2 separate regions of the Homo sapiens genome follow, and region 2 is linked to region 1. The links are chromatin loops, found by intact Hi-C in ENCODE. Cell type or tissue: CD4-positive, alpha-beta T cell. All regions are shown on one strand. Each heading gives the region's core, and the rest is flanking DNA. Links, peaks and the distances in the headings are about the cores only. Region 1 holds the start of LOC124901394 (a long non-coding RNA gene). Region 2 overlaps TRDN (triadin).

Evidence for each region. A loop is a pair of places that touch in the nucleus more often than their neighbours do. Peaks named below come from ENCODE experiments on the same cell type or tissue, not always from the same donor. Only the 100,000 strongest peaks of a DNase experiment are listed, where the experiment ranks them.
Region 2: a loop joins it to region 1, with 20 times the contacts of the local background. A loop is called at or near these places in 3 of 110 quality-filtered maps.

Annotation. Positions count from the first base shown.
Region 1 is chr6:125,107,701-125,124,259 of GRCh38, forward strand. It overlaps LOC124901394 (a long non-coding RNA gene), which reads right to left and starts at 16,351. Exons shown (of 2, transcript XR_007059735.1): 1 at 16,185-16,351; 2 at 9,927-10,431. RefSeq lists an enhancer at 15,929-16,559. In CD4-positive, alpha-beta T cell, for the core only: CTCF peaks have their summits at 6,761 (motif pointing left) and 6,965; a DNase peak (open chromatin) is centred at 6,751.
Region 2 is chr6:123,407,950-123,424,508 of GRCh38, forward strand. All of the region lies in intron 12 of TRDN (triadin), which reads right to left. Among named protein-coding and RNA genes, the nearest start is that of TRDN-AS1, 23 kb to the right of the region's middle. In CD4-positive, alpha-beta T cell, for the core only: CTCF peaks have their summits at 8,089 (motif pointing right) and 8,300; no DNase peak of the experiment used is centred there.

The DNA of each region.
Region 1 (16,559 bases), core at 3,372-11,371:
CATATGCAAAGAGGATATACTTCCTCTTTTCCAACTTGGATGTTTTTCATTTCTTTCTTTTGCCCAATTATTCTGGCTAATACTTCCAGTACTATTAATATGTTGTACAGAAGTGGTGAAAATGGGAATCTTTGTCTTGTTCCTGGTCTTAGAGAAAAAGTTTTCAGCTTTTCCCTCATTCAGTATGATGTTAGCTGTGAGTTTGTTATATATGGCCTTTATTGTGTTACGATACACACCTTCTGTGCCTAATTTGTTGAGAGTTTTATTCATAAAGTATGTTGATTTTTGTCAACTGCTTTTTTTGCATCTGTTGAAATGACCATATAGGTTTTGTCTTTCTTTTTGTTAATGTGATGTATCATGGTTATCGATTTGCATATGTTGAATCATCCTTGCAACCTTAGATGAATCCCACTTACTCATAGGGAATTATCTTTTTGATGTGCAGTTGAATTTGTTTTACTACTATCTTGTTGAGAATTTTTGCCTCTATGTTCATCCAGGATATTGGCCTTCAGTTTTCATTTTTGTTTTGTTTTTGTCCGATTTTGAAACCAGGGTAATGCTGGCCTCATAAAATTGATTTATTTATTTGTTTAGATATGAGCTCACTCTGTTGCCCTGGCTGGAGTGCAGTGGTGTGATCATGGCTCATTGCACCTTTAAACTTCTGGGCTCAAACAATCCTCCTACCCTAGCCTCTCAAGTAGCTAGGACTATAGGCATCCACCACCATAGCTGGCTAAGCTTTATTTTTATTTATTTTTTTATGTTTGTAGAAACAGGTCTTGCTTTGTTGCTCAGGCTGGTAGTTCTTCTTTAAATGGTTGGTAGAATTCAGCAGAGAAGACACAAGTCTAGATTTTTTTTTCTTTTGGATAGAAGACTTTTTACTACTGATTCAATTTCCTCACTTAACTATTGGTTTGTTCGTATTTTCTATTTCTTCATAATTTAATCTTGGTAGGCCGTATTGTCCAGGAATTTATTCACATATTCTATGTTCTCAAATTTGTTGGTATATAGTAGTTCATAATAGTCTCTTATGATCCTTTCTATTTCTGTGATATCAGTTGTAATATCCCCTTTTCATTTCTGATTTTATTTGTATCTTTTCTTTTTTTGTGTTGGCTAGTGTAGTTAAAAAGTTTGTTGATGTTGTTTATCTTTTAAAACACCAACCGTTCATTTCTGTTTTAGTTCATTCTCACACTGCTATAAAGATATTACCTGAGACCAGGTAATTTATTTAAAAAGGAGGTTTAATTGACTCATAGTCCTGCATGGCTGGGGAGGCCTCAGGAAACTTACAATCATGGAAGAAGGGGAAGCAGGGACCTTCTTCACAAGGCAGCAGGAGAGAGAGAGTGAGCAAAGGAAGAACTTGCCAAACACTTATACAACCATCAGATCTCATGAGAACTCACTCACTATTATGAGAACAGCATGGGGGAAACTGCCCCCATGATCCAATCACCTCCCACCAGGTTCCTCCCTCGACACGAGATAATAATTAAAGATGAGGTTTGGGACGGGACACAAAGCTTAACCATATCAATTTCATTGATCTTTTGAATTTTCTTAGTCTCTATTTCATTCATTTCTGCCTTGAGCTTTATTATTTCCTCCCTTCTTTCAACTTAATTTGAAAGAAATATAATTTGTTCTTACTTTTCTAGTTTTTTGAGGTTCATGATTTGGTTGTTAATTAGGAATATTTCTTCTTTTTGATGTGGCCATTTGTTGCTGTGCATTTCTGTCTTAGAACTGTTTTTGCTGTGTTCCATTGATTTTGGTATGATGTGCTCATCATTCTCATCTGTTTCGAAGAATTTGTAGATTTCCCCTTATTTCTTCATTGACCCGTTGGTTATTTAGGAGCATATTGTTTAATTTTCATGTATTTGTAATGTTTCTGAAGTTTCTTTTGTTGATTTCTAGTTTTACACCGTTGTGGTTCAAAAAGATGCTTGATATGATCTCTATCTTCTTAAATTTGTTAAGACTTGTTTTGTGGCCTAATATATGATCTATCCTGAAGAATGTTCCATGTACAGTTGAGAAGAACATGTATTCTGCAGCTGTTAGATAAAATGTTCTGTAAATATCTGTTAGGTTAATTTAGTCTAAGGTAGTTCAAATCTGATATTTCTTTATTGATTATTGATTTTCCATCTAGATAATCTGTTCATTGTTCAGAGTGAGGTGTTGAAGTCCCCTATTACTGTATTACACTGTATCTCTCCCTTCAGATCTAATAATATTTGCTTTACATATTTGTGTGTTCTGGTGTTGGGTGCATATATAGATATAATTGTTATATCCTCTTGTTAAACTGATTCCTTTATCATTATATAATGACCTTGTCGCTTTTTATAGTTTTTGTCTTAAAGTCTATTTTATCTGATGTAAATATAGCTACTTCTGCTTGCTTTTGCTTTCTGTTTGCATGAAATATCTTTCCCTATTCTTTCATTTTCAACCAATGTTTGTCTTTCAAGATGAGATTAGTCTCTTTTAGGCAGCATATAGTTGGGTCTTGTTTCTTTATCCATTCAATCACTCAATATCTTTTAAATGGATAATTTAATTCCTTTACATTCAAAGTTATTATTGATAGATAAGGACTTTCACAATTTCCTTAATTGTTTCTGGTTGTTTTGTAGATCTATTCTCTTTTTGTTTACTGCTTGGTTTGTTTTTTTGTAGTGTTAAACTTTGTTTCCTTTCTCTCTCTCATTTGTGTATGTGCTGTAATTTCTTTCTTTGTAGTTACCATAGAGTAACACAAAGAGTCTTGTAGATATAATAGACTATTTTAAGCTTATTAGAAACTTAACTGTGGTCATATAATAATACTCTACACTTCCTCCCCTCTCCTTCTCCCTCTCCCTCTCCCAAATAATTTACATTTGTTGCTTTAATGTATTTCTTCATCTGTTATGTGTCCCTTAGCTACTAATAGTAGCTGTTGTTTTTTTTGACCATTTGGCTTCAAACTTTCATACTAGAGGGTTAAAAGATTTACATAGCACCATTACATAACTGGGGTAATCTGAGTTTGATTTATGAGTTTATCCTAGTCCTGAGTTTTATACTTTTAGGTTTTATGACAGTGATTATTGTTGTTTCACTTTAGTTGTAACACTCTGTTAAGAATTTTTTGTAAGTCTGGTTGACATATTTTGGATATTTTTCCCCTCCACATATCCTGTTGAAATTTGATCCCCAATGTTGGATGTGGGGCCTTGTGGGAGGTGTTTAGGTCATGGGGCTGGATCTTTTATGAATGGCTTGATGCCATTTCCCCAATAATGAGCGAGTTGTCACTCTTAGTTTTCAGGAGATCTAATTGTCAAAAACCATCTGGCACCTTCTCTTCTCTCTTGGTCCCACCCTCATCATGTAACACACTAACTTCCCTTCACCTTCTGCCCTGAGTGGAAGCTCCCTGAATCCCTTACCAGAAGCAGATTCTGGCACCACACTTCTTGTATAGTCTGCAGAGCTCTGAGACAAATAAACCCTTTTCTCTACAAATTACCCAGCCCCAGGTATTTCTTTATGGCAATGCAAATGGACTAAGACACTGGTCTAGTGGTGATGAGTTCCCTCTTCTTTTCTGGACGTAGTGTTACTGGCTGACTTTCTTTTTTTCTTTCAGCACTTTGAAAATATGACTCATTCTCTCTTGACCTACAAGGTTTCTGCTAAGAAATCTGCTGATAGTCTCATGGGGATTCCCTTATATGTGACTTGACATTTTTCTCCTGCAGCTTTTAGAATTTGCTCTTTGTCTTTGTTTCACTATAATGTGCCTTGGAGAGGATCTTTTTGGGTTGAATCTATTTGGAAACTCTTGAGCTTCCTGAATCTGGATGTCCATATCTTTTCCAATACTTGGGAGAAGTTTTCAGTTATTATTTCTTTAAACAGGATTTTGTGCCTTTCTCCATCTCTTCTTCCTTGGCGTATCTATAATGCAAATATTTGTGCAGTTAATGATGTGTCGTAAGTCTCATAGACTTTATTCACTCTTCTTTACTTTTTTTTTGTCCACTGACTGGCTTATTTCAAAAGGTCTGTCTTCAAGTTCAAAAAGTATGTCTCCTTCTTGATCTAACCTGTTGTTGAAGCTCTCGATTATATTTTTTATTCATTTATTGAATTATTTAGCTCCAAGACTTGTTTGATTCTTTTTCATATTTATCTCTTTGTTGGATTTCTCTTTCAGATCATAAAAATTTTTTTGAGACTGTGCCTCACTCTGTCACCCAGGCTGGAGTGCATTGGTGTGATCTTGGCTTACTGCAACCTCTGCCTCCCAGGTTCAAGCAGTTCTTCTGCCTCAGCTCCCAAGTAGCTGGGATTACAGGCATGTGCCACCACATCTGGCTAATTTTTGTATTTTTAGTAGAGGTGGGGTTTCACCATGTTGGCCAAGCCTGACTCAAACTCCTGACCTCAAGTTATCCACCTGCCTCAGCTTCCCAAAGTATGGGGATTACAGACATGAGCCACTGCACCTGGCCATAAATTGTTTTCTTAATTCCATTGAATTGTGTGCCTGTGTTCTCTTCTATCTTACTGAGTTTCCTTAAGATTATTTTGAATCCCTTCTCAGATATTTCATAAATGTCTTTTTCTTTGGGATCTGTTACTTGAGGCCTATTTGAGTTTTGGGAGTGTCATATTTTCTTCCTTTTTCATGTTTCTTGTGTTTCTATATTGATATCTGCAAATCTACTATAAAAGTCACTTTTTCCAGTTTTTTGAAGTAGCTTTTGAGTGAGAAACTTTTTCCTTTAAGTGGGTTTTAGGATGCTGGTTGGCTGTAGAGTTGGATTTGGTTCTGCGTGAACTCGGGAGTGTGGTCTCTGTGTAGTTTCTTCCATTGTAATCCTTGTCAGATATGTCTGTGATTGCCTCAATGGCCTAGGCTGCTGGTGTTTGTGATGGTGTGGTTTTGCTGAAGATGGGGGCACCAGGCTGGATGTTGAGCCAGAAAAATATATTTGTGGAGGATTGACAGGTAGTTCAGTGGGCTCTTTGAGGAAGCAGTGGCAGCTGCTTGGCTGGCCGTCAGAGGCCAGGCATGGGCACTCATGGGTTCAATGGGGCCAGGCGGTTATGCAGTGGTCTGTTCAGGGGGCAGGGTTACTCCCAGACCTGCGGTAAGAGGCCAGGTAGGGGTGCTAGTGGGTGCATTGGGTGCATTCAAGACCAGGTAGCTCTGTGGTAGCTTGTCCAGAGGGATGAGGTTACTGCAGAACCAGTTGTCAGGCTGTGCATGGGTATTCATGGGCACAGTGGAGCTGGGCAGGATGCAGCAGTATATCCTGCAGGTCAGGCTGCCACAGGACCAGCTGTCAGGCCAGGTGGGAGCCCACAAAGCTTGCTGGATCTGCTAGCTGTGCAGTGTGGGTGTGTGCAGGCCTAGTGGCTGATAGGCTGTTCAGCAGCTTCTCCTGTATGCAGTTCCACCTGTTCTCTGGAGGGGGTGATATGCTGTATGGGTTCATATGCTGGGTTCTTGGCCATTCCATCTGGTTTGTACTCTAGACAGCTGGAACCATGGTGTTGCAGGCCCTTGTGTGAACACAGTGGCACAACAGCAGGGCCTCAGCAATGGAATCAGTTGCTAGTGACCATAGAGCAGGACACACTCTAATAGTAGTCCCAGTTTCAAGATGGCACCAAACTATAACAGTGTAGGTTGTGGTGGAGGGGCATGCTCAAGAAGGGTCTTACTATGAAATAGTGCAGCTGCGCAGACTCCCAGCTACACTGCAGACTTGATTCAGAGCCTGTGAGAACTGAGGTGCTCTCCTGTAGCAAGGACTGTGAGCATATGTGGAAGCAATGGAGGCCACTAGGGTTCTCCAGCTCACCTTTTCCTTGTAGAAAGAAGTTCCCTCTGACTCCCAGTTGATCTCTGTGTGGGAGACAGTGTGGCAGACAGTGTGGCAGAGGGAGGATGCCTTGCTTTCCTCTCTATGGTACTCTTCTGGGTTTTTGTACTCCACAGAGTTGTTGCTGTTCCCCTGGTGCTCTCAGCTTTCTTCCTCAGTCACTCTAGTTGAAATATAGTTGTTTATTCATTGTTTTTTTCCTTTCTGTGGGGAGGATGAAATCCAGGTAACTCTAATTGGCCATCTTGCTGATGTCACCCTCAGATGTTATGTATTTAATGCACATGAAGATGCAGAAAGAGATAAAGGGAGAGAATTTATTCTGAGATCCTTGAAAGGTCATTTGCCTTAGTAAAATATGAGGATTTAGCTTCAGACATAATTATCTCCATGAATAACTGCCTTACCATGTACTTTTGAGCAAATTAATTCATCTCTCTAAGCTTCAGTGTCTTCATCTACAAACAAGGAATGCAATATACCATAACTCACAGGGTTACTGCAGATTATAACTGAGGTCATTTACGTCGATGTCTTAGCACAGTGCATTGAACAATGTTAAATGCAAAAAACAAATCGAAACAAAAACAAAACAATGAAACATTGTTATTATCTGAAATAATCTCATTTATAGAATGGAGATAATAATAGTTACTTTTAATAAATATTGTGAGAAGAAAATGAGTTTATATATGTAAATTGCCTAACAAAGTGCTTAAAACAAAATAGCTAATCAAGAAATGATAGCTATTATCATCATTGAATTTACCATTGAAATAAAGTCATCTTTAACATGCTTATGTCTTAAAGTGTTTATGATTTGGCGCCCTCTGATGTTCATCATGGGCCCTGCAATTTTGAATCAGTTGATAAGTGTTAATAATGTAATCAGTTAGTGATGATCATTTACATGCTATTTTGCCATATCCAAATAAGCTGTTTTTATTTTAAATTTCTATTTAAGTTGGCTTACTTCTTAAGATAAACTCAATGTATTACACAAGCTAATTTTAATCATTATGATAGAAAACCAGTATGTTTTTAATACATGCTAAAATAAATACATAACTATTAACATAAAAAATTCTTCATTTGAGTACCAACTAGAATCATACCTCATACAACACTTTGGAAAAGCTAATTTTATATAAATAGGTTTTATGGTATAAGGGGTCAGGGAAGCTGTCACAAAAAAGTTATTTTTCAAAATGGAAGCAAGAATGATGAGAAGTTAGTTTGATAGGCAAGGAGACAAAGAACTTTCCCAAGAGAGACTAAAGTATATGTGAATGCAAAGAGTTGTGGAAACACTTGCCTCTTGGGGAAACTGCAATTTGTTATAAATGGCTGGACCCCAGAGTGCAATGAATGATTGGCACATCATTCGTTGGCACATCATGGCAATGCAGGGAGAGAAGTGGGCAGTGGCCCCACTGGGCAAGGCCTCTTGTGTCATGCAGAAGACTGTGGATTTGCTTACTGTAGATTCATCATTTCCACAAAAATAGAGGCTCATGAAATTTTAAGAAATATTCCCACCACCATTGAAATATGTGTATTTGTGGTGTGTGTGTTTGTGTGTGTGTGTGTGTGTGTGTGTGTGTGTAGTCAACTTTGGGAAATGCTGAGTTAATCCAAATTAAGCAGAATTTTGTTTTTATTATAGAAATTGTTATAATATAATAAAATTATAAGAGGGAGTGATAATATGAATATTTCACAATGTGTTTGATCTTGAAATCTGTTTACTTTTTAAAATGTTATCTGATTTGTTTTATTTATTTTAGAAGCAATATAGATAACATCAGGTAGATAAAATTTTGAGAAATGCCCTTGGGTTATGGAGAGTTTTTTTTAATTTATGAAGATAGTAATAACATGATTAGATTTGTGATAGTAATAACATTATTAGATCATGGATAACAATATGGTTGTGATTTTCAGGGGGAAAAAACTAGAGGCTGCCAAATAAACTAGATGATGGCTGGATCACCCCTAATCCACATGTAGAAAATGTAATACACTCACTGTGTATATCATGAATTTTAAACTATGAGAACATAAAAACAGATTTAGGGTATAGTACATTCAAGGGCAGTAGTTTATGCTCTTCAAAAAACAGACTCATTAAATAAAGCAATGGTCCTTGTTGGAAGAAATGATACTACCCAAGAGACAAAAAGAACTGACAGACTTCATAGAAAGATACATAAATATTACATGCCAAGGAGAAATTAGTACAACATTAAGCAAATTTGAGTAATAGCAAATAGAGAATTGTGATGATAGAATCAAACATAATAAATGCTCCACAACAATGCATAAATTACAGAATATAATAACTATAATTATTATAAATAAATAATGTATGTCAATATTCTGCTGCTTTTATTGAAAACAATAGATCTAGGTGGAGCACTCTAGCTTATGAATTGTTGAAATCAACTGTGACTATTATCATTGTGAGTTATTGAAACCAGATGAGGGAGTGAATGTGTGTGTGTGTGTGTGTGTATGTGTGTTAGTGCAGGTAAGCTAGAAATAGGGAGAGGAGGATGGAGAAGAGATAATAAGGTAGAAAGCACAATTCCTTTAATATTTGAGTCAAAAGGGAAGAATACTTTTTTCTACAGGCCATTGAATTATGCAAGCAGTTTGATGGATCTTGTTTGCTCTCAGATTGATTTTCTTCACCAGCATTTAGAGTGGCTGCTATATTCATGTGACAGTTATGAGGAATAATTATGTATTTTCCTTACTGAACTGGTTTAAAATGTCACATCGCATGAAAGTTCCTACAGCTTGTCAAATTGTGTTAATTTTCTTCATTTTTCTAGTGAATGCTTTAAACTGTTCACCCAGCTCATGAATAGAGCAGCCCTTTTCTTCCTCCTCTGAAAAAACAGATGATTGTTTAACAGATATCATTAGATATGCAGAAAATAAAGCATTCTGGTATAGATGGAGGTCAATATATTTAAGAGGAAGTTGCATATTTTTTCTTTTTGCAAGTTTGTCCACCAATATGGTGCAACATTGACTTCAAGTAAATTTAATCCACCAACCTTGGTTGTTAATTTGTATTTTCACTGAATATTCGCTAATGTTTTTTATAGGATGCACTGTGATAGTAATTATTTAAGTGTTTCCAGGAATGGAGAGAAAGAAAACTAGAAATTGGAGGCAATGTGGCATAATGGTTAAGAACGAAGGCTGAGGAGTTAATCTGGATTTATGTCCCATCTCCACTGTTATTAGCTGTTTGATCCAAGCCAGTCAAATAATCTAAGACTCAGTTTCTTCATCTGTAAGATGGGGATAATAATACCAACCTCCAAAGAGACGTTACAAACACACACTCACACACACACACACACACACAAATGTGTATGCGTGTGTGTATATGATGATTATTTTAGCACAGTCAAAATAAAATTGCTAATATTTACTTAAACTAGTATAATTACTTTGGTTTTTCCTTTCAAAATGAAAATTGGAACATAACTTCTAATACTATTGGTAATAGAACCATCAGGCTTTCCAGATTCTCCGTGGGTTCCACTTACCCACATACCTATCCAACCTTATCTATAATTAATTCTCAGAATTAACCCCTCATTTCAGTGGGGCTGGCCTTATTAACCAGCCTTCCTCCACCTCTGCCATTCTTGTTTCTGTCTCATACTTTTTTCCAACTCCTTAGAAAGCCTTTCCTTCTCCCCATCAACCATCTCACTGCACAGATTTGATGGCATGACGTCTTGCTCGAAGTCTACTTACTTGTTCTTGAATACTGCTTGATATTGTTATTAAACATACTGATTCTTAAATTTTTGAAATCCCAATCATCATCCTTAACATTTGTAAATTTTTTACAATTATAACCATCATATTATAAATGATGAAAGATATCTCAAAAGTTTTTTTTTAACATTCCTCGAACACTCTTTGGAACCATCTTTCTTGCTTTCAATAAATTCTATTCTCTAGACACTCCAAATGAACCTTCACTTTGAAATGACACACTATTTTTATTTTTCTCAATCCAACTTACCAAATTCAAGTCCTTAATTCTTTTTTTGAGGTATTAGCATATGGGGGTGTGAAAAGGAGGGTAGAAAATGAGAAATTACTTAATGAGTAAATATATGTTATTCAGGTGATGGATGCTATACAAACCTTTGAGTTGACCACTACACAATCTATGCATGTACAAAATTGCATTTGTATCCCATAAATTTATACAAAACATGCATTAACGTATGACAATGAATTAATATATCACCAATTTGTAAGAACATATTTGGTTTTTAACAACTGTCTTCAAGGTACCCAGAATAGTGACTCACAGGAAGATTTCAAGCATCATCTTAAGTCAGGAGTTATTCTTGGCAAAGAGCTGTATTGACACCTCATTAACACGCCAAGGCGATGTGTGTCTGCTTTGTTCCTCTTTCAGTGCATCCTAGTTCCATAGGGTAAGATTTGAAGATAACAACTATTACTTCTTCAATGTCTAGAGAATAAGAAAGGAAAAACTAGGAATGAGAAAATATTATATTAGTATAGTAAATTTGAATTTTATAAATGAACATTTTAAATTCTTTAATTCTGACAATATGATAGACTAGACAGCCTGATACCATTCCACTAAATACAAATGTATATATACTTAAATTGTTGAAAATGTTAAATATACTTTTCATAAAAAGAGATAACTAAAAAATAGTAAAGTAAATATGAGGACCGAGAGAACTGTCAGCGGGTATCTGGAGAAAGAAGGATCCTTGGAGGCATACAGAGTTTCCTATTTCCATGAAGAGAGAAATAAGGGGGGCGGCGAAGTCTTGGAATTACAAAGGGTGAAAAGCCAAATGGGAGAATATCCTTAATAAAGTTTCAACTCAAAAAGAACTATAACCTCAGATAAAGGAATTGTTAAATCAAGTTTAGCATAAAGCTTCCTTCCTACATATTTTAAGTCAGGCCTAAAGGTGTTTCTATACATCTTGAACTATAACAAGTGAAGGTATAAACAGACCATAGCCTACACCTGTGCCAATCACCGAGTTCTGGCCAGTCAAATGTAGCCAACTGTTCGAACCTGTTCAAATAAAGCAAACACTGAGCTATAACCAATCCAGCTGTTTCTTTACCTCTCTTCAATTTTCTACATGTCACTTTCCTTTTTCTGTCCATAAATCTACCATGTGGCTGCTCTGGAGTCTCAGAGACTACTCTGGCTGTGAAGGCTGCCCAATTCATGAATCATTCATTAAATTAGTTAACAATTGTAACAATTTGGCTGAAGCTTTTCTTTTTCTTTCTTTTTTTTTTTTTTTTTTTTTTTGAGACAGAGTCTAGCTCTGTTGCCCAAGCTGGAGTGCAGTGGCGTGATATCAGCTCACTGCAACCTCCGCCTCCCGGGTTCATGCCATTCTCCTGCCTCAGCCTCCTGAGTAGCTGGGACTACAGGTGCCCGCCACCAGGCCCGGCTAATTTTTTGTATTTTTAGTAGAGGCGGGGTTTTGCAGTGTTAACCAGGATGGTCTCGATCTCCTGACCTTGTGATCAGCCCACCTTGGCCTCCCAAAGTGCTGGGATTACAGGCTTGAGCCACCGCGCCTGGCCCAGCTTTTCTTTTATTAGATAGCAATGAGGATGGGATCCGAAGTAGAGCTTCCAACGACCCTCAGGAGCGCTGAGCGACCAAGTGAAGTACCTACAGGACCCATTTGTGTTCACTGATCTATTGGAGCAGCTGGGGATTGTGGTAAGTTCTCTCTGGCATTTCAGAGCTCCACGGATTTGTGTTTTGAGCTCACTGAGTTTCTTTGAGCAAATTTGTGATCCAAACTGGTTTTGGAAGTCATGACAGAAACTGGACTGGGTCCAGGATCACATTTGACCCAGTAATTAACTGACTTGGATCCAGTTAGAGGCCTCGCACATCTGACTGGGTCAGAAAGAAACTGGTGGTAAATAGTAATATTGCAGGGGGTGTAAAAATTTGGCTTTTGAAAATTCAAAGGGATTTTTGTGTTCTACCTTTTTTTTTTTTCCACTTTTCTTGTGTGCTTAGGTAGGAGGAAAAAAATCATTAATTAAGTCAATCAAGGGAACCTAGAAACAAAACCAATATTTTAGGTAAAAAATGGGATCCTTAATTTTTGGAAAACTGAGTTCCCTCCAGCTTATACATGCGTAAGTGTTAGGCCCCAGAAGTAGTGAAGTCTTAGAGTAATAGTGAAATCTTACTAAAGATAACTTACAGTGGAATGTTCCAAATGAATAAAACTGCACTAAAGTGCGTTTGAAAATGAGGGCTCCCAAATTAGTCTCCTGTAGGCATGGCTATTGATATGCAGAAGCTTCTAAAAAGATTTCAGTATTTTTATTTAAAGACTTTACAAAAGGCAAATAAAAAACTTAAGCGACTAATTGATTTTAAAAAATTAAATTTGCTTTGCACTTTTTGCTGACAGCTGTGGGTGACAGGATTAGGCATGTATAGGACCACTGGACATGGGGAGCTTTTTTTCTTTCCAAAGCGGGAAACATGAGAGCTGATGGGACTGCTGGAAAAGATCCCTTTGCGACTGACAAGCAACTGCCTGAACTTTTGATTCAGCATTGCTGGGATGGGTGGGTCTTTCTCTGGCTTCCCTGAGCTCCTGCCTTCCCCACTCTGCCACAGGCAATGCTTTTCTCTCTCTCTCTCTCTTTTCCCTTTCTTACCTTTTCTGTTACTCCGTGCAACCATCTTCCCCAGAGACCACATGTTGAAACTCTTTTAATCCACTTTAAATGGATTAAAGATGACAGGGCCCATCTAGGGCCAAGTTTGAGACTTGCCAATTTGATATTGGGTGCTAAGCAGAGTGGCTAATGTCTATGTTTTGTCACATGTATTTTGCTCTGGCTGGAATGAAAAATGTATATTCAGTTCTGCTGGTTGGGGAGCAACTTGCAAAATTGAGAGGTTTTTGCCTGTGGTTCCAAGATTTTCCTTTATGACACGGCTTGGCGCCCAGAGCTATGGTGTGGTGAGCAGGGTCACTAAGGCCACTCAGGGAAAGAGAACCCAGAAACCTGACATGCCAGCAAAACGGTAAGAATTTCTTACCAGTCAGACTTCTGGCCTCTTTCTCTCTATGCAAACTGGCTGAATGAATGGTAAAAATCACTGTTTATCTCCTCTGTAAAATTTTGATTAATGGGAAAAAGGATTTGTGAGGCTAGTCATGAGCTGTAGTGAATCTGTTGTACTCTGTGCTATGAATGTCTTTCTGTATCTTTCTGTCAGAAAGAGGGGTGCCTTAGGATAGAACACGAGCTTAGGACCCCGTTACCCTGCTGTTCAAGATGGCCCAGAAAACTGGTCAATAAGGTTCTTGGGAGTTTGACCTTGTAACCACGTGGTGGTTACTTTCTCTTTGTCTCCACCATCCAGAGGACGGGAATTTTGGAGATCATGTTTTTACCGGTGGAAGGTATCCAAGTTACTGGCAGCAAATCCCCATGGGTCTGCAGCAACCTCGATTCTTGCTTCTCAGAAAAACGAATTCGACTGAGGGACATAAGGCAGAAAAAGAAACTGAGGCAAGTTTTGAGCAGGAGTGGAAGTTTTATATTTAAAAGGCTTTAGAACAGGAAAGGAAAGAAAGGAAGGTATGCTTGGAAAAAACCCAAGTGGGCAATGAGATCAAGTGTGGTATTTAGCCTTGACCCTAGGACTTATAGGCTGGCCCCTTTCCCATGATTCTTCCCTTAGGGTGGGCTGCCCACATGTGCAGGGCCCTCCTTACACTTGCGAGGTGAGCATGCGTAGGGTGTTTAGCAAGTTGTACGCATGACCATCTGAGGCTTTCTTCCCTTTTCTGGTGGAGTGTACCCGGAAGATCATACTCTGCCATTTTGTCTCTTAATGCACATGCCTGGGCTGACTTGCAAAATACCTGAGATTTTATTGGAAGCCCCTTTTTGCTTCTCCCTGGCATCTGCATTCAATTAACACTTTAATGCAACAGGTGTGGACCATCAGGAGATGGCCTCTCCCTGGTGCTGGCTGCCAATTTATCACTTTTAGAGAGGCCATGTGATCATTTCTGAGCCATCAACCAACATTCTTAGTGGGTGGGGAGAGCCCTCTCCTGCCCTGCTCATGCCTGTCTAACTGCTTATAACAATGTCATACTTAGCTCTAAAAATTATCTTGAGTAGTTAAAAACCATTGCAAGCTCAAAATGGACTGCTGTAGACTCCTTCTGGGAAGGGCAATGGAAACTGCCCAATGCTGTAACTCAGCAGCTAAGGCTTTGCCATTTTACAATGGCAGCTTGGGTTCAATCCTGGCTTAGGAAACGAGTACTTTTTGGTTGATATCTGTGTGACTTTATCATTTGTGGATTCTCTTCCCCTCCATGAACAACTTCTGGCTTCCCTTGTTGAATTTTCCTTTCTCTAAGCACCTGGGAGGTTATCTTTGGTAAAGTTCAAAAGCCAGAAATATTGACCATTTGGCTTAGCTAGAGTCTAGTAATAAATTTAAAAGGACTTTTTTTTTTTTTAGAGTGCTATGGTTATAAGTCAGTTTAATTAAAAGTGGGTATTCAAGCTCTAGGAGCCTGGGACTCCATGGGAAAAACAGAGGAAGTACCACCAACCCTGTTTTTGGAAGAACATCTGATTTCCACATGAAACCCCAGGAATTGGGACGAGATAGACCCCTCTCAAAATTTAAGGCTCTGCTCTGTTTTGCATTGCATTCTCTGCCATTTTTTACTTTGGGGGGTATCAGAAATTACTTCTCATTATGAGAACGCTTTGGTGTTCAATACCTAGGTAGGAAATATACTTTAGTAATGGCCAATGGCAGTTATGAGGGAATACTTTGCTTTTGCACCTTTGGATCAGAGAAGCATGCTCTTGGCCACCTAGAAAGTATGAAAGTGTCCCCACTCCTCACTGAGATAAGACTCCCATGGGAGATGGGTTAATCACAGAATGGGCTGATTGGCTGATTGACTTCGGGTTGCTTTGCAATAAAATGTATAGTAAAAGCATTGCACTGTCTTTTACTGATTGGCTGATTGACTTCGGGTTGCTTTGCAATAAAATGTATAGTAAAAGCATAGCATTTCCTTCTTTTTGGGGATCCAGGATGTGATATAAAAATGAGACTCTTAATTTTGGAGATCTATTTTTGCCTTCCAACTGTGCCTGCTTATTAGGCCCTAGAAACTGTATTGTTTTCCTACCCTGTTCCTCCAAGGACTCCACCCTAAAGTCAGTAATCCAATTAAGAAACTTACAAACTGGCAAATGAAAAATCCTACAACCACTAGATCTTCTGTCTGTATAGTTATATATGTGTTGTGTGTGTAATGTTTATATAAAAGAGCTCTAATTAATTGGCTTAAAGAAAAATAAGTGCTTAAATATTTTGAAAGAAAACTAAAAGCTATAATTCCTTTTAGTTTACGTGACTTTAATCATCTTTAGGAAATAAGAACAGCTTTAAAGATCATTGGTAAAACATAGACATTTGGTCCAAATTAGGCAGGTCAGATATTAGGTTTACTAAATGCTTTAAGGTTGTAAACTGCTTTCACTTTTGAAAATTGTTCAACTTGCCTGCTTTACAGCTAGGTAAGGCCTGGGGATGTGTGGGGTTAGCCATGCCCCCTAGCTATGCTGGAAGGAGTCAGACCTTATCTGCACTTCCGTCTGATGTCCTAGGCTCAATCCTAATACATAATTAAAATTGCTTACTGACCAGGTTTTTCACCAAAAGTTGCTAAGAGTTAACAGTATAACTTGTACTCGAGACTTCTAAAAAAATAGTTTTACATGCCAGGTGTGTGAAGAAAGTGAAATGTGCCTTTAGTAAAAGATTATAAGAAGACATGGGAATGTACATTTTTGCCTAGTTTAGAGGGTTAAAGGATTGTTTTAAATTAAATAGGATAGGAGAGAGATCATCATGGCAGATGGGAGGCAGGACTAGATTGCAGCTCCAGACCGAGCAGCTTGCGAAAGCTCGCATTGTAAATGTTGGCTCCGGATTGACTGCAAGAACAAACCAGCAATCCCGAGAGGACCCGCAGACCCTCTGAAGGAAGTGGACTGCTCCTACAGGACCCAAGAGACATCCCAAATACCGTGAGGGACCCAACTACAGAAGTGGAAAAGTGAGACCCTCCTCTCCTGAACACACACCCCCACTGGAGAAGCTGAAGGTCTGTTTGCAGAAGTTTCTGACCTTACCTGGAGCTGAGCCAATTTAGAAAGCCAAGTGAAATAAAGGGGTAGAGGAAGCAGCAGAAAGGCCCTGGGAGCTCGCTGGGTCCCCTGGCAGGCCATTCCTGCCTGGCACCACAGGGACCCATCAGGTGGGTGACCAGAGGATCAGGGGGTAAAACTACACAGGAAGAAGGAACTCTCTGGCTGAACTTTGTAACAATTTGAATGCGGAGAGAAGCTTCCTTGCCAGAACTTGGGGGAGGGTGCAAATCTGGTGTGCAGACTCCACAAGTTGCGGGGAGAACCAAGCCCTTTTCTCTCACAGCTGGGAGGTGGGTAGCCCGGGGCAAGTATTCAACCCCATTGTGCCCTCTGCCTGGAAACAGACTCTTGGCTGTC
Region 2 (16,559 bases), core at 3,637-11,636, 1.7 Mb before region 1:
AAGAGCATAAGTCCTAGAGGTGCCTGGTCTGGGTTTAAATCTTGCTCCACCAATTTCTAATTGTGTGGCATTGGTGAATCATTCAACAGCTCTCTTCCTCAGTTTCCCAAATATGGCTTTAAAATGTATTAACAATGGTACCTGGTTTTATGCTGGTACTAATCAGTACATTGAAATACAATGAATGAATGCATTGAAAATGCTTATAGGAGGTCCTGGCAAATAGTAAGTATTCAATACCATGTGTTTAGTGCTATTTATCTTGTTCATCCCAACACTGTGCTCACAATACTTCATCATCAAAATCTCTGAATTTCATTGAAGCATCTCACTATACATGGTACTAATTAAGCACTTGAATAAGGTCATATTTTATATTTTCTAATATAAAGTACAAAATTCTCATACCTATGTCTTAGAGAAGTAACTTGACAATAATTGTTTTGGGCCAGGCACGGTGGCTCATGCCTGTAATCCCAACACTTTGGGAGGCCGAGGTGGGTGGATCACCTGAGGTCAGGAGTTTGAGACCAGCCTGGTCAACATGGAGAAACCCTGTCTCTACTAAAAATACAAAAATTAGCTGGGCAAGGTGGCGGGCACCTGTAATCCCAGCTACTCAGGAGGCTGAGGCAGGAGAATTGCTTGAACCCAGGACGCAGAGGTTGCAGTGAGCAGAGATCGCGCCATTGCACTCCAGCCTGGGGGACAAGAGTGAGACTTTTTCTCAAAAAAAAAAAAAAGAATTGTTTGGCAACATACGTATATAAATTAATTTCCATACTCGACCGTCCCAGAAGTACCCATTCGAATTCCTTGTTTAAATTTACATGGAAGAGCATATCTTTAAGAGTAATAATCTCTGACAAGAAAAATCATTTTACGAGTGATATATAGCACTTTAAAGTGGAACCCATAGAATACTAGTCCAGATAGATGCTCTTCTCCACAAAAGCAGCTCAGGGTCAAATAACACTGGAGAGCACTGCATACAAAATGTTACCCTCCTAAGACTTTACAATATACTTAACATATACCAGACTGAAATTCTGCAGTAGAGAAACCAATCTAAGTTAGGGCACTGATTCCTAAACATATGTGATGATAGAACTTTTCTTTAATGCAACACTCATTAATGAGGAACATAGACTGGGTGATGTTACTCCTGGAAATGGAAATAATAAGTATTCCTTGCTTCTCTTTCACACTAACTACAATAATAATATCATATAGTCACTTAGTGATTTATTTAACAGATGTGTCTTGAAAACCTATAAAGTTCACAGTACTTATGTAGAATATTTACAGTTTACAAGGCTCTTTGACATATATTCTTCAATTTAGCCCACAAAATGGGTAGTAGTCAGCAACACAGCTTTCACAGATTCTCAAAAGCAATATGGATTAGTGAAAAGAACATAAATATTGCAGTCAGAAAGGTCACGCTTTGAATCTTGGCTTTGCCATTTCATATTTTCCTTGAGCATGCTTAAGTTTTCAAAGGCTCATATTGCTGTGAGGATTAAATGAGGTGACATATGTAAAGTACCAACCATAATACTTTGAACATAATAGCCACTTGCAAAGGTATTCATTCTTCCTACTTTTGAATGTTAGCAAAGAAACAGATTCTTCTGCTTATGTATTGCAGTTATTAATTCTCCTTAATTTTGAACACAAGCATGACATTCACTTCACAAAATGTGCCTTGCTCTGTCAGTTAAAACAGATAATGTAATTTACACACACACACACACACACACACACCCAAAACTCAGAGTCTAGTGAGAAACAAATACTCAGTATTGTATGCCATGTGCTATTATAAGGGATAGAGATTTTATGAAATTCATTGAAACAAGACACCTGTCCATCCAGAAGACCAGTAAGGGGTGATATTTTATGAAAGTAACAACTGGTATTCAAACAAAGGGGAGGTGGAGAGAGGAGGATAAGGATTTGAACAAAGAAGGCTCTGAAATAATCATAATTGTAAGAGAGAGTGGGTTGACTTTAAACAATTGGATGGACTTTTATATGGATGGAGCAAAGGGCGATGAAAGAGTTATCAAGAGATGAAGCCAGAGAAAGATCAGGAAAGACATTGAAACTCTTCAATTAAGACTTTATCCTAGGGACAAAGTAAAGCTTTGGCAGGTTTAAGTGGAGAGTGAAATAATCAGACATGCCGTCAGTGAAATCATTGATGCAGAATATTTGGTGTAAAGTACATATTGTGAAGGAGGATACAGTACTGCTCCAGACTAGAGTAATGATGACCTGAACTAAGACAAAGGCTGCGGAGTCCAAGAGCTGTGGGCAGATATAAGAGATCAAATTGGTAAGACATTTCTATGCCCAATCACATAAAGTAAAACAGAACACCATGCATTTTCTCCCCTTTTGCAAGCACCTAGCATCAGGACAATAAAATATTACTCACTGCACTCACAAAAATTACCAAATAGTTTACAGCAAAACAAAAAGTGATCAACGAAGAAACAAAATGAACCAAAATGTAATGTTAATCATTTCTATAACATTTATTGTATTTTCTCTTCACTTATTGAAACTAAAAGTATTTTAAGTATATATTTATTGTGTATCCACAATAAGTGACTAGGGAATTTATGACAGCAACAGCAACAAATAAACATAGGGTCAGTGAAAATACATGTGGTATTAATTAAATGTACAGTGATTTATACACAGTTTTACTAAAATGATAGTGGATTACATCACTGTTTATACATATCTGGACATCACAAATATTAGTATTTAAGAGTCAGCTTTGAGGGTGAAATAGAATGTGTAATTAAAAGGAAGACAGAGATGAAAGTCTGAATCTTTCCAAAGGTTGTAGCCTTTATTTCTGTCCCTTAGTGTGTTAATATATTTCTAAATTTTGCTTCACAAATACATAACAAAATGACACCTATTGATTGCCAACATACATCAGCAGTGTGCTAGGCATTTTGAAAATTATTATACCCAATACTAATATAATGAACGGCCAAATTTGATATTTACAAGCAGAAGAGTGCCTGGTGTGTAGCTGTTATTCAATAAGTTTTGTTACATGTATGAATAACTTTCTTTCTTTTTTTTTTTTTTTGAGTCAGAGTCTCGCTCTGTTGCCCAGGCTGGAGTGCAGTGGTGGGATATCGGCTCACTGCAACCTCCACCTCCTGGGTTCAAGCGATTATCCAACCTCAGCCTCACGAGTAGCTGGGGTTACAGGTGCCCGCCACCACGCCCAGCTAATTTTTGTATTTTTAGTAGAGACGAGCTTTCTCCGTGTTGGCAGGGCGGGTCTCGAACTCCTGACCTCATGATCCGCCTGCCTCGGCTTCCCAAAATGCTGGGATTAGAAGCATGAGCCACCGCACCCAGCCTGAATAACTACTTTCTAAGGAAGATTGATTATGGCAAATAAAGGGTCCTTCAAGCAACAGGATGAGTGTGAATATCAAAAGGAGAGTTTGCGAATAGAGGCTGAAGAGAACTGAATTGCTTTGTATGACCTAGTTGGAAAGTTTGGAATTTCTGGGGGAAATCCAAAACTCAGGATGTGAGAACAAGCTATGGCAGAAGGAAGGCACCAAAGAGGAGTCAGAGAGATGACGTGCAGTGGGAGGGAACCTGGGAAAGGGCAGTGAAGAGTAGCCTGAGGATATTAAATAGCAAAGATACCCAATACTTAATCTGTATTTATTAATATTGCCACATAGTAAGAACTTTCCCCATCCCCTCTACCATCTGCAGGTATCTTTTTAAAAAAATTCTATGCTTTGCACAACTGGTTTCTGAAAATGGATTTTATGGAAACTAAAGAAAAGTGCTTTTATGGAAAAAAACAAAAGGCCAGCATACAGAGAATTAAGAAGCCAGTCCATGAGCTGAACCAAGTAAGTAAGAGCAGAACTCACAGAGAGAAGTGATCTAGGGCATGTAAACCTTAGCAACATTTAAGAAAACATGGGAAGGATTTGGGACTTTTAAAGAGTATAGGTATATTAGAGACAGTTTTTACCAGCTTATGAGACCAGATAGTTAAATTTTCAGAAATCCTTCTGGCTGGTTAATTTCATGTTGTTAGCTTCAAATTGGCCTTGGTGGAATTACGTACACCACGGAAATCAGCAAACACTATAACGCAGTACTATTTTTATCTCCCCAAAATATAGCTAACCAGCACACCATGGAATCTTATGTAGTTATTAGACGAACACAGGACCTGAACCTTGCCTTAACTAAAACCACAATTTACTTCCCAAGTCTATATTATTGGAAAACAAGGGAAATGGGTGGGAGCTGGGGAGAACATGGTAAATTTAAAGATTAGGCAGTGCTGTCCAATATGGCAGCCAATAACTGTATTAAGCTGTTTAAATGCAAAATTAAATAATTTAAAGTTAAATAAAACTGAAAATTTGACTTCTCAATAACTAGTCATATTTCAACAGCTAAAGAGCCACCTGTGGCTAGTGGCTGCCACATGCAACAGTACAGACATAAGATATTTCTACCAATATAGGAAGTTTAATTGGATAGTGCTGGAAGACCATCATCACATTTTAAGAAATGTCCTATTTTTCTTCCTAGATTTAGAATTTCATTGTGGTATAGCTGCCTGGTGAGATTATGAATACTCTTCTGGGTCTCTTAATGTTCTGTAAGCAAGATGCCTGATCATCATTGGTTACATCTCTTTATCAACAGACTGTAGGCTCAGCTGGGAACTTACCAAACTCGGATATGTAGCTTTTAGTAACTTCTATGAATAAATATTTTGTGGTAAAAAGTTTAAAAATTAACTAAAACAATATCAATTTTTAAAAAAATTCTAAATAATAATGGTAAATCCTAAAACGACCAGAATAATTCTCATCATGTGATAAAATCATAAGAAAAAAATAAAGAAAAATTATGTTCGGTTCATTAGTAACTAGCTAATTTAGACCTTGACAGCTTCCAGCAGATTGGAATCCCCAAAAAATATCTAAAATGTTCAATAATTCTCTGTGTTCAAACATAGAACTAAACATGATTACTTAAGGAGGAATGTGGTGGACAATGAAAAAATCACATTAAAAAGAAAATAGCATGGAGAAAACGAGGGAAAAGCAATATAAGAAATCAAGATATCATAGTACTTCTTGATTTGAAAAGTTAACACTCTTTAGAAAGTTTGGAATCCATGTAATGTGATTCTGTGAAAAGGTCATTTAATGGTTTCATCTTTCTGTTCTCAACAAATTCCCAGTGTTGGGGCAACAGTAGCAGTAATGCCAATGACATCAGCATCTCAGTCTCTCAGTCTGAATCTTGGACTCAATGTCCTGTGATTGCTCCCAAAACAATTATCAAAAACACTTCAATTTCAGAGACTTTTATATGTCTGGACTTTCTGGCATCAAACAATCAAATTGTTACTTTAATTAGAATTACATCTGAAATCACACCTTGGTGAAATACCAGAAAGTACTGGTTATAAAAAATAATTAAAATGGTGTTTCTAAAGGGTGTAGAATTGACCATTACTCAAAATTACTTAGGAGTATTTTAAGCACTTAAGGTGAAGCTTTGGTTCTTTATAGTGAGCTTGAATTGATGACTTCATAGCCTGATAAAAGTGAATTCTCCAGGAATAAATAGGGCATTGTAAGAAAAAGCACTTGACAAGAGAAAGAGTGGTGTTTAATACAGCCAGTTGGCAAGTGAATATAGTTTCCCAAAAGGCATTCTTGAAGGTATTTTTTCACATAAAATTGTAACAAATTTCATTGGCTTTGAAGATGTGCTTGCCTATTATAACAGACATGTCAAAAACCATTGACAAATCATGAATAGGCTTCTTACAGATAAAGAGATAGTCAACAGTGTCAAATGCAAAATCTTTTTAGTAATGACTAAATCCAGAGACTCTCAGAAGAGGATGAAGCCCCCTACTCACCATTAGACATCTCTACCAGATTAAGAGTTATCCATTACTAAGTGTTGGTTAGTAAAGGTTCAAGGGGTAACTAGTTTTCTCTTGCATTCAGCCCATTTTCTTACCTTTTAATCACACATCAGAAGGCACCTTTTCAAATGCTTTGCTACACATGCATCAAGCCTGCACAATTTCTCTGATCTTCAAGTTCGCTATCTGATGAAGAATTAAGGTTAATTTTACATGACTTCTTTAATTTTGATGAACCTATGCCACATCTTTGCATTTAGCATTCCTTTAAGTTCCAATTAATAATACTTTCCGAAATATTGATCAAGGTTAACCTTAAGGTTACTAAATCCTTTCTATTGAGATTTTTTTAAAAAAATTCTAGAAACCACTGAAATGTCATTAAAACACAGAATAAGTGTTACCTCATGTTTAACGAGAACGTACTCCATAGGATATATAGAAATATGTGAGTTATAGGAATTTTCACATTGCCATGATATTCTGAGATTCATTGCTTGAGGGAGGCTGTCCATGGAATATATTGGATATTAGTAAGCAGTTGACATTGTCCTAGAGTTCATTTGATAAATAACAAATGCATATATACAAATATCAGCTTTTCTTTCAGTCAGGAAAAATCAAATCTTTTATTCTGTATGTTGTGGAGGTTTTAGCTGAATAGAAAATATATGTGTAATAATAAAGAGTTCCCAATCAAGAACTTGGAAGCAGGAAAATGGAATTGCCATTCTGAGAGTTAAGTCTTAAAACACACATTACATTTTAGGGGAAAAACCACTATATGCAAATTTAGTGATTCGCATAATAGTTTTGCCAAAATTTCTCTCTTTAAGTATTCTGCTCACAATTAGTAATATAAGAATCTTTTGATTATTGCTGGAAAATGAGTACCCTAGGATTATTACTGATTTCATTCTCCTAGGTAAAAATGTAATGATAATACAATTTTGAATATCGTTTCAGTTTTACTTACATCTATATACAGAAACTTTAACATATCAAATTTTATTAAATAATTACATGAATAAGAAGTAAAACTAGATAATATTTATATTTAAGGAGTCCTTTCTAATTCATTCATTCAGCAAATATTAATTGAGCATCTACTCTGTGCCAGATGCCACTCTAGGCTCTGTGAACACAATTATTAAACACTCAGAGGCTTGTCCTTTTGTAGCTTTGCATACTTCTTGGTAATATAAATGTATGATGGATATTTCAGAACAGTGCTTACTACAAATAAGGAATTCAACTAAATGCTTATTGAGTGATCAGGCTGAACTATCCTTACAAACTAGTTACTTATTTATATTTAATTTTCCCATGAGACATGATTTGACCTTTAGCTTATCAAATGCTACATACCAAACACATACAAATTATAAAAATATTTACCATGTATTGGATACTTGTAATATTCCAAGTACTGGGCTAGACAGCTTACCTAGATTTTCTCATTTAACCTTGACAAGATCGCTGTAACGTTAGAACCATTAGAGTCTTTCCAGAGAAGGAAACTAAGGCTCATCCATAGAACTTGCAGGTGACTGAGGCAAGGCTCAAAGCCAGACAGTCTAAGCAGGTAGCCCTTAAGATAAACACCCATGTAATGTTAAAACATAGTTCTTTCTATCCCATATGTAAATTTATATTTATTAGGCAAACACTATATAAAAATAGTAAGTGTACTAGCCAAATAATCATAACCACAAATATCACAATAAAAAGAAAATGATGTGGTCTCTCTCTGGATTCAAGAATACTACTGTTGTAGAGACCTAAGAAAGAAGACCTAATAAAGGTCAATGGTACCTCAGTGATAAGTAGACATTAGGCTAATTTCAATTTAATAGCAATTTATTTATTCCCTACTATGTGAACTGCATTGCATATACTGTATAGACAAAAATAACTACTGGGCTAAACTAAAAGATTCCTCAAAGCACAGAACAACATCAGCGAATACTTTAGTCGAGTTTCCATATTCTAGTTTTATATGTGCTCAATAGACATATTTACCTAGGAGGATAAGTATTATTGAAAGTTTTAGCACTGCTGGGCCTAAATGTTTTTGGTTTTGCAAATACTCCAGGATGGAGTATGACGTTCACAACTACGACCACCAGATGGCACTAGTCTTATCCTTTTCTGAAGAGAATTTCATATGCAAAATTCAGTGACAGCAGTGTCACTAAAGTTAAGGGGACAGAGCAAGAGGCAACTAAACAAATTTTCCAGCCAACAAAACACACGAGAAATGTGTTTATGTTAATTCTAATTGTTTTCACTTTTATAATTGCTTAAAATGATCTGTACTCAGGCCCTTTGAAAGCATCAGACCTCACTCAGGATAATATCTTTTGTGATCCAGATCTCCACAACTCGGTTAACTTCACCTCCTACCACCTGCTCCTCACTCATGCTATTCTATTCCACTGCTTCTTTTCCTGTTCCCTGATCATTGGGGTTTTTGCATTTCTTCTGTGTGAAGGTTGCATTTTTACTGTATGAAACTATTTTCACAAATGTGTGTGCAGCTCACTCCTTTCTTCATCCAAGTCTCTGTTCAGATAGCATCTCCTTAGACAGCCCTTCCCAGACCACCCAGTGAAAACACAGCACCTTCCATATTCTCTATCCACTTGCCCTCTCAATTCTTCATAGCAAGTATCATTCTCGGATATCATACTACATGCCCTTTATGATTTGTCTCCTTCACTGGACTATGAAGTTCTATAAATGCAAAAACTTTGTCTCCTTGTCACCATTATTCTTTTCCTCTTTTTTTCTTTTTTTTTAGTTGACAGAGTCTTGCTCTGTTGCACTCAGGCTGGAGTGCAGCGGCATAATCTCAGCTCGCTGAAACCTCCGTCTCCCGGGTCCAAGCGATTCTCTCGCCTCAGTTTCTCAAGTAGCTAGGATTACAGGCATCTGCCACCAAGCCTAGCTAATTTTTTGTATTTTTAATAGAGATGGGGCTTCACCATATTGGCCAGGCTGGACTTGAGCTCCTGACCTTAGGTGATCCACCTGCCTCCGTCTCCCAAAGTTGTGGGATTACAGGCGTGAGCCACCACGCCCAGCCACCATTATTCTTTAGTACCCAGAAAAGCATCTTTCTAATGAAAGGACTCAATAAGTGAACAAATGAATTAATGAAGGAATACCTAAGGAGAATAAGAGAATCATTAAGTCTATACAAATCATTTCTCAAGAATGAGGATTTGCATACCACCAAGGTCACTCTCAGTCCTGCATCTCCCTTTATATCTGTCTCATAAAATTATTATGTTATGATCTCTCCAAATTTGAAATTTTCTAAATTAATTTGAGGGAAGCATATTAAGTCTACCTTTCAGATTCAGGTATTATTGGCCTAAAATCCTACAATATAAAATTTTTTGATCCCTATTACCAAAATCACAGAGTGCAATTTGGTTTTACTTTCAGCTAACTGAGATAGGAATGGCTTTCCGTGTTCAGTTCCAGGGATACAAATTATTCTTTATATTCTAATGCAGGAAGACTGGTAGCAATGTATATAAATAACATTATAAAGGGCTATTTCTGTGATTGTTTTGAAGATCAGAAATATGGTCAAAGGGGCTCTTTCAATGCCTTTATAAAGCGAAATCACAAAGGTCAGCCAATGAGAAGAGAAAAGAGGTTTCTTTTTTCCTCATTCCCCCACGTATCCTTGCCCTTTTGTACTGTAAATTGCACAAGCTGGCATTTAAATGCACAATGTCAAAGGCAGAGCACATGCATTCAACCTGTGCAAAAAGACAGCTGGCTAGGGGCAGAAAGAGAAAAATACTGCCCTAAAGCCTTCAGGGCCAAGCTGCCAATGATACATCCCATCTCTCCGGTTTCTCATATCACAGTATTTGCCCTGTGGACAAAGAAGAAGTAGCCAAAGGAGCACTTTCCTTCTGACAGAGCAGAGCAGCTATATTCCACCTCTGAGACCAATAACCCCTCCTAGCTGCTTTTGTTAAGCAAAGACACCAGGGATGATGATCTGAACCATTTCAGCCCTTAAATCACGTTTGTAACAGTGGCTATTTTTGTCAAGGGCTAACTCCACATTTTGCTTATTTGGCTCTCACAATTAAAATTACTCATCCAGGACTGGGTAAGTATAACACACAAATGAAAGTGGGATTCAGACACTAATAAGAACATGCTGTAATAATTTTGACCCAGAGGTAGCTTGTCATAATAGGTAGGGTAAGTGTGACCGTTATTTCCCTGGTTTAGGAATACACACCAGCTGGCAAGGAAGGGTGGATGTTCGCACTGTTGCCCTCCAGCAACTCAGTAGGAAAAAGACTAAAAAAATCCATTTGTGCTCACATCATCAAATACGTCTTCAGCTGTTGTTTCATGCTGTGTGTGTGTGTATGTGTGTGTGTGTGTGGTTAAACTAAGCAGCTGAAAAGCAAGTTACTGAATCAAGTAGTTGCTAAATCCAAACTTTTTTTAATGTTTTGATTTAGAAATAAAAATTCAGGACCATCTACCTAAGTTTCCATTCTTTCTTTTTTCCTGCTCCAACATAGGCAATGATACCATACAACATACTTTCATCCCAAACACTGGCACCCTAAAAGCAGTGATTTTCCAAAAGAACAAGTACCTCTTCACTCACCCTCAGCTCCCATGGAGGTAGGTGGCTACAAGAATCTCAGAATCTTGTTATAGTTTGACAAAGTCTCATACTTTGAGACTTTGCAAGGTACTCTTTCCTCTACACTCAACCCCCAACCCCAACATAAAGCCACTGACTCCATTCCATCTTCTCGGTTTATAAAGAAAAAGCAGAAGCCTGAAACGATGAGGGTTGTGCATCCAGTGGCAGGGTTAGACCTCAGGTCCAAGCTCCCGACTCCCAGCAAAGCATTCTGTTTCACTGCTCATGGCTGCTTTTTTTATGAGCCTTGATGAGTGTTTTGCTTACCTGGCAGAAGAGAATCACCCAAGGATCATTTTTAAAATACAGTTGTCTTTCTTATCCTTGCACCAGGACGACTGAATCATAATCGCTGATGGGAAGAGAGATTCTGGTATTCTAAACCTCTAGAGATGCTGTTTCAAGATGAGCAGGTCTATCTATGTGAACCTACTCCCAAAGGCCATGGGAGCTGAGAGGCTAAAAAAAGAAACTGATAGATCCAGTTTCTCTGAAAGAAGCATTTCCTAGGGATTTACAAGCAGAAGCCATGTCTCGGGTAGCTGAGAGGTGGTGGATCCCCGCACTGTTAACCCCCAGAGCCAGGGCTTCTATACCATAGAGAAAGGGTATAGATGTTTCAGAAGGAATTTGCCTATAAGCAGGATTTATGGTAAGTACTTGAAAATAGAAATCTGAGAGGAACTGGGGTTAAGCAGAAGTCAGCATAGTGAATTAGTTTCCATGATGGAGTTGCTTTAGCCTTTACACATGCATAATTTTTTAAAATTTATTTTTTGTTTTAGAGACAGGGTCTCACTCTGGCACCTAGGCTGGAGTACAGTGGTGTGATAACTTACTGCAGCCTCTATTTCCTGGGTTCAAATGATGCCCCTGCCTCAGCCTCCAAAGTAGCTAGGACTACAGGCATGTGCCACAGCCCCAGGTTAATTTTTTAATTGTTTATAGACAGGGGGCGGGTCTCACTATGTTGCCCAGGCTGGTCTCAAACTCCTAGTCTCAAGTGATCTTTTCACCTTGGTCTCCCACAGCACTCGCAAATACATAATTTTAAAAGCTTCTGAGATGGAGCACAATCATCCACACTGGACATCTCTGAGAATAAAAGAAAGTGTGATGAATAATTATGTCAATGCTACAGGAGAAAACTGGTGTGTATGTCACCTTAACCTTGGGTGATACTACTGAGTACCTCCTGCCTCCCAAGTGCTAATGGTCATTGAAACTTTGACAATCGTTTTAGAATCAGAGAAAACAGATTTCAAGTCCTAATTCCTTCCTACATCAGCAGTAGAAATTTTTACTCTCGAAAACAAATGAATGTGTGCACTTCTGTGAAATGAGGGTGACAATTTTCATCAGTTTTTCGTCAGTACCCAGTGGAGTGATTGAAACCTTGTAAACAAAAGTGAATATTGACACAAATGGTCAAACCACAGGAAAAAGGGGATCCTGAAGTTTTAAGGAGTTAATGCAAGCAAAGTGCTCGTAATTTAATAGGTGGACAATAAATGTAAGTTCCTTTTCCACTTAGGGCTTTAATAAACAAAATTACAATCATCTTAAATGATCTAATTGCTATTTTTGCTATTTTTGGATAGAAATCATTTTAAAAGCTTATTTTATAAAGCTGTAAGAAAACAAATGACTTTCATAAAGTTTAGAAATGACTGTCCTCTGACATGCACTAGTGGTAAAAGATGGCAGCTGAAATACAAGCAGCCTTTCAAATGCTCTTTCTGGTTCTACTGTTTTCCTGGCAGAGATGCAAGGATTTTTTTAAAAAAAAAACAGCAAAACTGTCTATTATTCTCTCAAAACAATTAACACAAAAACTTTTGAATTCAGTGAAGGTCAGAGGATTAATAGGTTTTATCTGCAATGTGTTTGAAAAGCTAATTAAGACTCCACATACAGCAGAGGAGACTGGGAATACAATATTTAGTTTTTCTCTACATGACCACAGTGAGCAAAAGTGAATAAAGACAAAGTAAATGCAGAAATTCACAGATGGGAGGCAAATCCTTTTTGAAGGATATAAAACTAAAAATACATCTCATGTGATGGAAGATGCTTCCTTTGTTTATTCAATGGGTGGATTCAGCATCTGCTTCATACTGGCATTATACTAGGTGCTAGATACTCAGTGTCGAAAAAAACAGAATGGACTCACTTTTTTTTCTCTAGCCTAAAGATTACTTAAGTAACAAAGGAACCACATTATAAATTAATGGAAAAAATTTTTAATTGTTGTTAAATGCCAAAAGGAAAATGGTTTTTGGGTTCCCCAAAATATTGTTTAACAACAACTGAACCAGCCAACTGAAGTGCTCATATGAAAACAGTATGTTTTTAAAAAGTCATCATGACAGAACGGTATCTATTTCCCTCTGATTCTTTCTTTTTTCTAACAACATTCTTCTTCCAGTTAAAAGAGAGGAAACAGCAGAGATCACAAAATTCTCTGAGGAAATTTATCTGCTAAAAAGCCATTTAAATAAATACTGATACATGTTTTCTTTTCCTTCCTTAGAAGCTCAGTTGCTATATACTGGGTGAATTTCCTTTATAATGCTTTCCGTGGCTCTCTCCTCTCAATCTGCCACGTTGGATTAGGCCCTCCTTACCTGTCACCAGCATTGTTGTAATTGACTTGAGCTCTGTAATATTTATTGATATAACTTTCTAACTACTATTTCTCTTGGTCTCTTGCCTTTGACAGTATATTGGCAGATTAATACTTTTTAGGCAAAGATATGATTTTGTCAATCTGTTTCCTTTACACATTTACCTGTCAAATGAAGTGTAAATTATCCAGTTGTGCCCACAAACTTAATTATATCAGCTACCTGATAGGAATATCAGGATCTTTCTTCCCAATTTCATTTCCCACTGTCTCTGCTGTTCTCTCTTCATACTCGACCTGAACTTTTCCTCATCCTCTTCCCACCTAACCTCTTTTGACTTTTTCAGGAGGACTCAGCCATAGAAGTAATTATATACAGATGGCCAACTCTGCATCAATAGGCTTTGCATAGGTGAGCGCCACCATTTTTTGCAGATCAGGAATATTTGGGGCCAGGTGCAGTGGCTCCTACCTATAATCCTAGAACTTTGGAAGGTGTAGGCAGGAGACCTGCTTAAGTTTAGGAGTTTGATACCAGCCTGGTCAACAGAGTGAGACCCTTTCTCTACAAAAAAAAAAAAAAAAAAATTGGCCCAGTGTGGCGGCCCACTCCTCTAGTCCCAGCAACTCAGGGGACTGAGCCAGGAGGACTGCTTGAGCCTAGGGGTTTGAAGTTGTAGTGAGCCATAATAGCACCACTGCACTTCAGCCTACAGAGAAAGGTCACATCTCAAAAAAAAGAAATATTTCCAAGAAAACAATAAAAATAACACAACAATAAAAATATATACATAAATTAAAAACCAATACAGAATAACAACTATTTACATAACATATATTTTGTATTATATATTGTAGGTAATCTAAAGATAATTTAAAACATTTGGGAGGATGTGCGTAGGTTATATGCAAATATTATCTCATTTTTTATAAGAGACCTGAACATCCTTGGATTTTGGTATTCCTGAGGCATCTTGGAACCAGTCGCTGGGACGTAACTGTATTCAGTTCTGCCCACACATCTAACATGTTACCCAAGTTTGGCCAATCAGAAAATTTCCTTAGAATTTTGAGTTCAGCATGTTTTTTCCTTGGGGTTCAGCATTTAATGACTTTGTAAGCCTGACATTTACAGAAGCAATCTTGTTACAAGGTATAGAGTTTTTATCCAAAACTTTAACTAAGCAGGAAAGCTTAGTTAAGGGAGATGGGAAAAGTTATGGGAGATGGGAAAAGAGAGATTCAGAGAGAGAGCCATGATAATACCCTTCATAACTCTGAATCCAACATTCCTCCCATTGGAATTCCAAGAAAAGCAATCTAATACATATTTTAAAAACTAATTTGGACTAAATTAATCATGATGAATCAAACACATAAAAGTTCCCCTACAAAATAGTGGGAATTCCACACATTTAAAAAATTATTGAATGGAATCATTGCTGCTCACAATTTATACAAGTAGTAATTTAGGTCAAAGTGGTTAAATAAAATGGGGCAAGTTTATGTAACAAGACTTAGGCCTAACAAAAAAAGTCTTCAGTACTTATTACCTAAGGTTAAATTCTAGATTGCAAACCCCTCTACTTATCCTCAATGACAACTATAACAGGTTTTAAAACCTCCTAAATCTGCTGTAGATACAGATAATAATAATAAGGTTGTGTGTTTCCTTCAAGGGGCTATTAGGAAAAAATTAGTAAAAAGGTGTAACAGGAATAAATTATGGATTACTATGTAGCACAAAGGATAGTGGATTTTTTCTAACTATAATTACTAGCAAAGCAGATAAATGTAACAGCGTTATGGGTAGCTGTGTCTAATTTGTCTTGGGCTGTCTCGCTGTGTTTATTAATAGTTTGGAGGAATAAACATGTTGTTAATTTTATACTCCAGCTATAAAATGCCATCTTTTCACATTAAACATTTTAAAAAACAGAAGTTAAAGCTCAGAATAAAATTAAAAGAAGCATTTGAATTTTGTTTCCTATTTTATTCATAAGATAAAACCAATGAAAGTTACCCCTGCTTTTAGTTATAAAAATTTTGAAATTTACATTAACATAATGTTTTCTGGCAAGTAAATGCTGAATTGACAAATATATTTTTCTTCCTAAGTCTCATTAAATAAATACATATTTATTCACTCTCTAAACCAGCTACCAAAATAGGTATATTTAAACATTTATCAGAGAAGTTATTTTCCTCCTATAAGAAGTCGTGCAGCAAGGTGAGTTATATCAAACATAAAATGTTTTATTTAGTTTGTTATCTCACTCTCATTATTCAAGAGTTTTAAAGTTGCTATAACTATTCTAAATCTGTATGGATGTTTATTTGAGTAATAAACATTTAGTTTGAAAATTACAAAATACAAACATAAACTAACTTAGACAAAATGAGGAATTAATTAAATCATGTAATGTAATGTCAGGAGGTCAGGGGAATAGTACTTTCCAGGGATACATGAATCATAGTCTTGAAATACCTTTAAACTTCTACCTTAATATGTTTTTTTGTCTTATTTTATGGGGCAGCATTATTTTCAAGATTAGCTACCACGTCAAGGATGTAAATACGGCCAATAGCATTTCTTGCACTCACTCAAATTACCATCTATAAAAATAAATCATCTTCCTTTTTTCCTTTTTACTTAAAGACTATGGACAGCACTCTGGCCTAACTTGGGTCATGGGCCCACACTCATGGGGAAAGTGACAGGTGGAACAATGACAGTAACTTGAAACCCCATTTGAGCCTACATGGTTAGAGTTTAGGGGAAGGGCCATTCACCAAATGAGCAGAATAAGAAGGAAAGAGAAATGCCAGAGGAAAATTATAACTGTCCATTGTCATTTTTTGTTGATTCAGTCTTTCAGTAGGCAAGACTATGAGTTTTTAATCATCGTATTTATATACCCTACCTGGCCACATTCGAAGGCACATATGGAAACTTTATGCCTCATGTTACCAAGGCATCAAACTGAATAAAAAACTGTTTTCTAACCTGCAGTCTTTAACTCCTTCCTGCCTAACTGCCCTTTTCTGTCCCTAATTGGTTATTCTGGCCTACTTCTTCCACAATGACATTCACACATCCATGCCTTCTCATCAAGGCTAAATCCTTTCTATAGAGACCATTTTACAGCAAAGTTGAAGTCACGGCTCTTTTCATATGCATTATGTTTTCATAGGCCCTCTATAAACAAGAAAAAACAACTCATGCATCAATTAGCTTTCTGTCTGCGTTTTTTTTTTAACTTGCTAGTTAA